Linked DNA regions of Homo sapiens: region 2 is linked to region 1. The links are chromatin contacts, found by Hi-C or POLR2A ChIA-PET in ENCODE. All regions are on one chromosome and are shown on one strand. The core of a region is the stretch at or near the end of the contact, and the rest is flanking DNA. Distances in the headings are between cores, read along the strand shown. Region 1 has its middle 34 kb from the start of HLA-DRA. Region 2 has its middle 20 kb from the start of HLA-DQB1.

Region 1 (3,640 bases), core at 1-2,500:
AAAAACTGGAGGAAGAGGTAAGCAGACATGGCTAATTAAGGAAAGCTGAGGGCATAATGGGTGAACCTATGAAATTTAAGACAAGACCCCAGTAAGACAATGAGTTCCCAGGACTTGCTCATTGACTTTCAGCCCTATGGGATGTGAACAATGTCCACATTGTCTCTATAACCCCACACAGTATATAGTTTGAACATTATTAAATTTCTGATATTTGACTGTTTTTGACTTACAAAAATAGAATTTCATATAATTTATCCTACGTTAGTTGAATATCTTCTTGTTATGTCTAGTTAGAGCATGTAGGACATGTAGGAGAAATTTCTATAGAAAGGTTAGAAGAGATTCGTAATAAACACTAAGCTGGGCCAGGTTTTCCGAGGATGCCTTAAGTTCTTTAGGCACGAAAGAACACCCCAGAGATGCTCTTTATCTGTAGGGTGACTCCAAGTACTAAAGATCTTAGCTTCAGTTCCAGGGATTTTTCCCCATAAGAAAGACAGAGCACTAAGTATAACTTCTGTCAGAGAACCTACATACACTACAGGGATATAGGCTTTATAAACATTGGAGTTAGAAAGAAAAAGAAAGGAGATAATGGGGAGGCCATTGGTACATCCTCACATTTGAGGAAGAGGGGCCAACACCAAAGTTCCTGTGGAGGACATAACCCAGGATCCTCTAGAAGAGACCCTTTGAATTCCCTTGACTCCCACAAAATTTTCAGTAAAAACGTCATTTTGTCTGACGTAAGTCAACATAATAAAGGGAAGTGCCGTATGGGGAAATTATTTTAGCATCCTTATTTCCAAATCCTCTAAACACCCTGAGGACATGTGATGCAAAGGTTTTATTGGTGGAGATTTGAAAAGAAATGATCTGTACGAAGGCCCCTTACACAGTCTCATGGACTGTGTCATGAGCAAGTAGTCAAGCTCCTTTCGTGGAGGAGATAATTTGGGATCCAATAATACAGATGCACAATCTCTGACCAAAAAGTCACAAAGTCTTAAGGGACATGGCCTGGGCACAATGTTAACAAAACTCCCTATTTTCCCCACCCCATAGTAGCTCAACACCCACAATGTGCACTTATATCCGGTGTCCCCAGCCAAAGCCAGTGGGAAGCTCAGCACCATCAGTGTCACTGTCAGCGCTGCCATGCGGGAGCCTCCAGGGAGCTTCACACACCATGCTGGAGAACAGGAAAGGACCAGGGGCCAGAGGAGGAGGCAAGTCTTACTCAGGAAGAACTATGAACCCCTCCACCCACATTCCAAATTATGGGGAGGAGGTTACTGACTTCCTTGCTCCTGGGTTGGGTAATCTCGTGTTGGAGAACCAATCAGCATCTGAGTTCAATAGCATCATCAGTTGCTGGTCAGAGATGCTGTATGAAGGTCCTCTTCTGAAACAGAATTTCCTTCTTTAAAGGATTGTTTTTAAATTAGTACTTGAAAGATTTGATCCAGTTGCATGTAAAACACTTTAATTGGGTCCGATTGTGAGCCAGCTCTGTGCTGGTCAGTGATGTGTTCATAAGTTTGAGCCTTGTAAGAGCATTCATTTCCCACTTAACAAGACAACTGTTTGCAGAAGTGAGTGTGTGAGTGTGTTTAGGAGTAAAGGAGATGGAAGGAACATGGTTGTAAATCCGGAGACATTTAAACTGGTCCTTATTGCACCATATCTTAATGTTGTAGATTTGGGAAAATTATTTCATGTCTCACAGTTGAAATGAAGGCACTGTGATCTTTCAGGTCTTTCGATACTGGAAAATGCTGTGATTCTGTGGACGCCTGAAGGAGCAGCAGCCCCGGGTATCTGATAATATGACAGAATGACAGCTATTGACTAGAGAGCTTAATCCGTACCTGTTTACAGGTAGGGATGTCTTTAATAAGTTAAAGGAAATTGAAAGTTTGTTAATAATTTAATCTGAGTAAGAATATCTTTTTCAAGTGTGTCTCCTGATGCTGCCCCCAGGTTTAGTGGCCCCTCCAGAACACACACAGGCAAGGGGCTAACAGGGGCCACCTATGTGCAATGGAGGGTCTGAAGGTGCCTTTGTATGGCATTTACCCTAACAATGTGATAAGGTCAACTGTGCAATCCAAGTATTCATGGGTCTGAGAGATCGATCGAAGACTGTGAAAGTTAGCTGTTCATAGAACAACTCTTTTTTTTTTGAGACGGAGTCTGTCTCTGTTGCCCAGGCTGGAGTGCAGTGGAGCGATCTCAGCTCACTGCAACATCTGCCTCCTCGGTTCAAAGATTCTCCTGCCTCAACCTCCCAAGTAACTCTGACTACAGGCACTTGCCACCATGCTTGGTTAATTTTTTGTATTTTTAGTGGAGATGGGTTTCACTGTGTTAGCCAAGATGGTCTCGATCTCCTGACCTCATGTTCTTCCTGCCTCGGCCTCCCAAACTGCTGGGGTTACAGGCGTGAGCCATCGTGCCTGGCCACATTATGTTTTAAAATAATGAATATTTTATGTGAAGAGTGTTCAATCCCTCATTCTTGGTTCCCATTATGATTTCCTCATTTGATTGAGGCTATAGCACTTTATATTATGTTTCTCTTGTTTTATCATAAGGGAAGATAAAAGACGACTTTGCTAACTAATACATTTCAGAATATTCAGGAAAGAGAACACTAGGGAAAACTATGAATTACATCAGTTGATGTAACTATGTAATATTAAACATATTATTATACATTTAGATAATTACTATGCTTTTTATTAATATAAATATAACATCTAAGATTCAGAATGGACTTCAGAATACAACTATGCTTATAAAGTTCTGCATTAATTCACATGCTACCACATAGGCACTCATTTGTCTTTTTTTTTTTTTGTTTGTTTGTTTGTTTGTTTTGAGATGGAGACTCGTTCTGTCGCCCAGGCTGGAGTGCAGTGGCGCGATCTCTGCTCACTGCAAGCTCAGCCCCCCAGGTTCATGCCATTCTCCTGCCTCAGCCTCCTGGGTAGCTGGGACTACAGGCGCCCGCCACAACTCCCGGCTAATTTTTTTGTATTTTTAGTAGAAACAGGGTTTCACCGTGTTCGCCAGGATGGTCTCAATCTCCTGACCTTGTGGTCTGCCTGCCTCGGCCTCCGAAAGTGCTGGGATTACAGGCGTGAGCCACCGCGGCTGGACTAAAGTCTGTAACCTGTCTTTATGGAGAACTACTTTTGAGGCCGTACACTTCTTTCAGTAACAATATTGTCTAAGTAATGGTATGGCAAAGTTGTTTCTACCTTTTCTGGAGCTATTTTGACATTCCATTTAGTTAAAGCCTACTTTGTTTCTTAGAATAACCGATGTAAGATTTGATCTGTAGGAGTGGCCAAAAGAATGTCATCCATAAAATGAATGATGTAAGCAGTAGGAAACATATTTCGAGGCTCCTTTAATGCCTGTCCTACAAAATGCTGACATAACGTAGGACTGTTAAGCATGCCTTGGGATAAAACTCTCCATTGATAGCAAGAAACAGGTTCTTTTTGATTAATAGAAGGCACAGAGAGGGCAAATCGAGGCTTATCCTTCTTGTGTAATGGTATAGTGAAGAAACAATCCTTAAGATGTATTACTACAAGAAGCCAATCTCTAGGAATGACCACTGGAG
Region 2 (3,685 bases), core at 1-2,500, 210 kb after region 1:
GACTGTAGTCCTGGTTGTTGAGACCATGCATATTACTTTTCCCTTCATTAGAGGAGGACTACAGTTGATAGCCATTATTACGAGAGATGCCTCAGGAACAAATTAGAGGAAATACAACGATATCTTTTAGTACTTTTATGCATGGTAATGACCATCAGTAGACACTAAAACAATCAATCCAGCAAGGACAGGGTAAATAACTGTATAGACCTTTCTGGAATAGTTGTCTCTGTCACTCAAACAGAAAAACAAACTATACTAAATTCAGAGGATGAGGGGAATCAGGAGCGGCTTGTGATGGAGGGAGATGAATATTAGTTACAGCCATAATGACAACGTAGTGGACACTGTTGTAAATTTCACTAACCGTCTTGCCTTAATCTTCTAGATCACAATTGGCCACTTTTCCTGACCTCCCTATTTGAAGAAAAATTAAAGTATGTTAATTTTCACAGGAAAAAAAATGAGAGGCACCATATTAGAGTATGGCAGCTTGGATCCCTGAATCACCAGCTTGAGAAGAGCTACTCACAAATCATCAGTATCTTCCTACTGTTACATTAGTGAGTTATAAAATTCTACTGTATTTCAGCCTTCATACACTTTCAAGTCTAGTTATTGTAGCAGTCTGGCCTATTCTAATTAATATAAAAAGAAGAAATAATAATTGTAGAAAAAATTAAACAGAGAATATAACAATTTTAATGGTTTCTCCTGAGCTAGACTTACTTGAAATGGTCCTCATTTTTTGTTTTAGTATTACCAGAGATGTAAGACAGAATCTCACGAAAATATTCAAGCTGGTGGATGAGGCCAAATTAGGCAACTAGGTTGTGTGTCTGGAATTCAAACCATATTAAGTACTCCCTGCCCGCCTTTCTCCTATCCTTTAGAGCAGAGCCTGATTCTCACATATTGTCCCATAAGTCTATATCAATCAAATCAATTTTTATTATCCTGAAAGCACCTATGGAAATACTACCTTTTTTGAAGTTAAATACGAGCACTCTGCTCCATGCTGTTTTACTGATATTTAGAACTGTACAAACTTATATTCTTTACATTTGTGGGAAATTATTATATTGTAGATGAGCCTAAAATATTCTGTGAATCAAAACTTACTATAACAAGTTGTAAAGAACAGCTTTAGTGGAAAGTGTGTACATGAAACTAGCAACCAAACACTCAAAGCAAGAAGAATAATAACTAAGTGACCACAAAGGAAATTTTTTTAATCACATGCCTGGCTCTTGCAGGTGGAGAAGGTTGTCTTGCCCAAAGGAAGTGGTTACTAGACCAGAGTGTAACCAAATACGGGATGCTGCTTTAAAAAAAAAAAAAAAAAAAAGATTCACAGAAGTTGTGCTTGAGTTAAACCACTAAGTACTTTCCTTGCCAGCCAATGAGAAGAAGTGAAGCAGCATCATTTGTCTCTGGCTGACTGAGCCAGTAAGTCTGTTACAGAAAAAAAAAAAATCACTTAAAAGAGCAATAAACATAGAAAATATCAAAGCGTCTACTAGTCATGTGTGCAATCCACAGAAAAGAATAGAAGAAGTTTACTGAAGAAAAGTTTGATAAATAAAAGTACCACATTCTTGAACAAGACAATTTGTGTCAATTTTCCAAACAAAATACATAGACTTTGTGATGCTTTAATCTAAATATCAATAAGATAGTTTTGTTAACAAAATGTTTCTAATTTTTTTCAAGAATAATAAATATAAAAATAGCTATTGATAAAAATGAGGGGGTGTTGCTCTAGTAGATGCTTACAAATAATTATAAAGCTAAACAATTAAAACATGTTTCTACTGCCACTAAAAAAAAAAGTCAACTGTGGAACAACATTGACTGCACAGAAGCAGATCCAAATTTATGTTATGATTAACGAGATCGAAATTGTATTTATAGTAGTCTCCCCTTATTCATGGGGGATACACTGCAAGATCCCACAGTAGATGCCTGAAGCCACGGATTGTACCAAACCCTATACGTACTATGTTTTCATACACATACAAACCTATGATAAAGTGTAATTTATAAATTATTCACAGTCATAGATAAACAAAAACTAATAATAAAATAGAACAATTTTAACAATATACGGTAATAAAACTTAAGTAAATGGGGTCCCCTCTCTTTCTCAAAATGTCTTACTGTACTATACACCCCTATTTTCAAACTGTGATTAACCACAGATAACTGAAACTATGGAAAGTGAAACCATGGATAAGGTGGGGCTACCGTATTTTATTTCTAGAAGTTACTAAACTTTTGAGAAAATTTTGGGATGGGACATAAACATATTTCGAAGAAGCTTCCAGTGTTATAGTTTATATTCTTCATTTCTTTGAGGCACAGAAGAACCCATTTCACTCTTTTGGAGTCAATCCAGGTTTGTGGGGTAAAGGACTGTAGCTGATGAGGATTGGAAGTCCGTGAGATATAAGGGGTTAGGAGGCAAGTTTTTGCAATATACTTGAACAACATGGCACCTATGTGGAATGGAAGAGAAAGCAGCGTAGTGGTGAGGAAATTCTGGTGGGTGAAGACATTCTCAGGTGAAATTTTTAGAAGAAAAAGTTATTTTAAGAGAATTTTAAATCATTTTCCTTGGTATTAGAAACACAATTCTAATTCAATGTTTTTCAAGAGATTGCAATAATGGTTTGGAGTGTTTTAAATGGTGCACTGGGAAGTTTACTCTTGCTTGTTAAAGAATGCCACATTAGAACTGCTTTCAAGAACAGAACAAGTTATCCTGAATTTATGTTGGATAAATTTTTAAAAATGTAGTACATAATAAAAGTGGACTTTTTATTCAGTGGAATGAGGGAAATTTACTAAAAATGATGTTGGGTCTATTGGTTATTTAGTAGGAAAATAAAAAGAGCTCATACATACACACATACAGAGATGATATTGAGTTAGATTAAAAGTTTAAATGTAAATCAAGAAGGAACTCAAAATACAGAAAAAGATACATGTTAATATTTATTTTATTAAAAAGTGTTGGAATGATTTAAATAAAACAAAAGAAAGAAACCATATAGAAAAATATTGTTAGACTATATTTTTAAATCATCATAAATACAACCACAACTTAAATGAAAAATCAAGAGTTAATATGTGAAATGTATATCAATTTTTAAGCATTGCGCTATATTAAAAGAAAGTGCTTATAGTGCAGTACGTGAACCTTAAATGAGCAAAATATATTGTATTAGTTTTCTAGCCACTGTCACAGAAAATTAGTACAAATGCAGAAGCTTAGAACAAAACCCATTTATTACATCAGCTTTCTAAGTCAGAAGTCTAGGCAGAGCTCACCTGGGCTTTCTGCTTAGGATGTCACAAGACTCAAGTCACAGAGACATTGTAATTCTCATCTGAGTTTGGGGTCCTCTTCCAAGCTCACTGCCTGTTGGCAGAATTCATTTCCACATATGACTGAGGTCCATAGCAACTATAAATATAGGTGCATCTAATAAAATATCCTCAAAGACATGAATCAAAATTGATATAATATTTAGGTAGAAAGCAATAAATCTACCATTTATGGTATGATATTTTAATATATGTTTCTAGGTTCTTTATAAGTCAAGAAGGCAAAAGTAGGATATAAAAGATCTAAACAACACAATTAGTAAGCTTAACCTAATAGACTCAAATATATTATAAA

Evidence for each region. A loop is a pair of places that touch in the nucleus more often than their neighbours do. ChIA-PET counts read pairs that join two places held with the same protein, here RNA polymerase II (POLR2A). Pooled maps may share reads with other maps.
Region 2: a loop to region 1 is called in a pooled map, with 2.5 times the contacts of the local background. The contact joins two enhancer-like sites. A Hi-C loop is called at or near these places in 2 of 37 single-sample maps with no recorded cell type and 6 of 50 pooled maps. POLR2A ChIA-PET finds 5 or more read pairs at or near these places in 3 of 52 experiments (GM12878, activated B cell and activated T-cell).

The regions. Positions count from the first base shown.
Region 1 is chr6:32,472,326-32,475,965 of GRCh38, forward strand. No RefSeq gene overlaps it. Among named protein-coding and RNA genes, the nearest start is that of HLA-DRA, 34 kb to the left of the region's middle. Within about 2 kb of position 1,251, at least 8 of the 41 ENCODE cell types and tissues checked have a DNase peak (open chromatin) inside an H3K27ac peak, as active enhancers do.
Region 2 is chr6:32,684,506-32,688,190 of GRCh38, forward strand. No RefSeq gene overlaps it. Among named protein-coding and RNA genes, the nearest start is that of HLA-DQB1, 20 kb to the left of the region's middle. Within about 2 kb of position 1,251, at least 3 of the 41 ENCODE cell types and tissues checked have a DNase peak (open chromatin) inside an H3K27ac peak, as active enhancers do.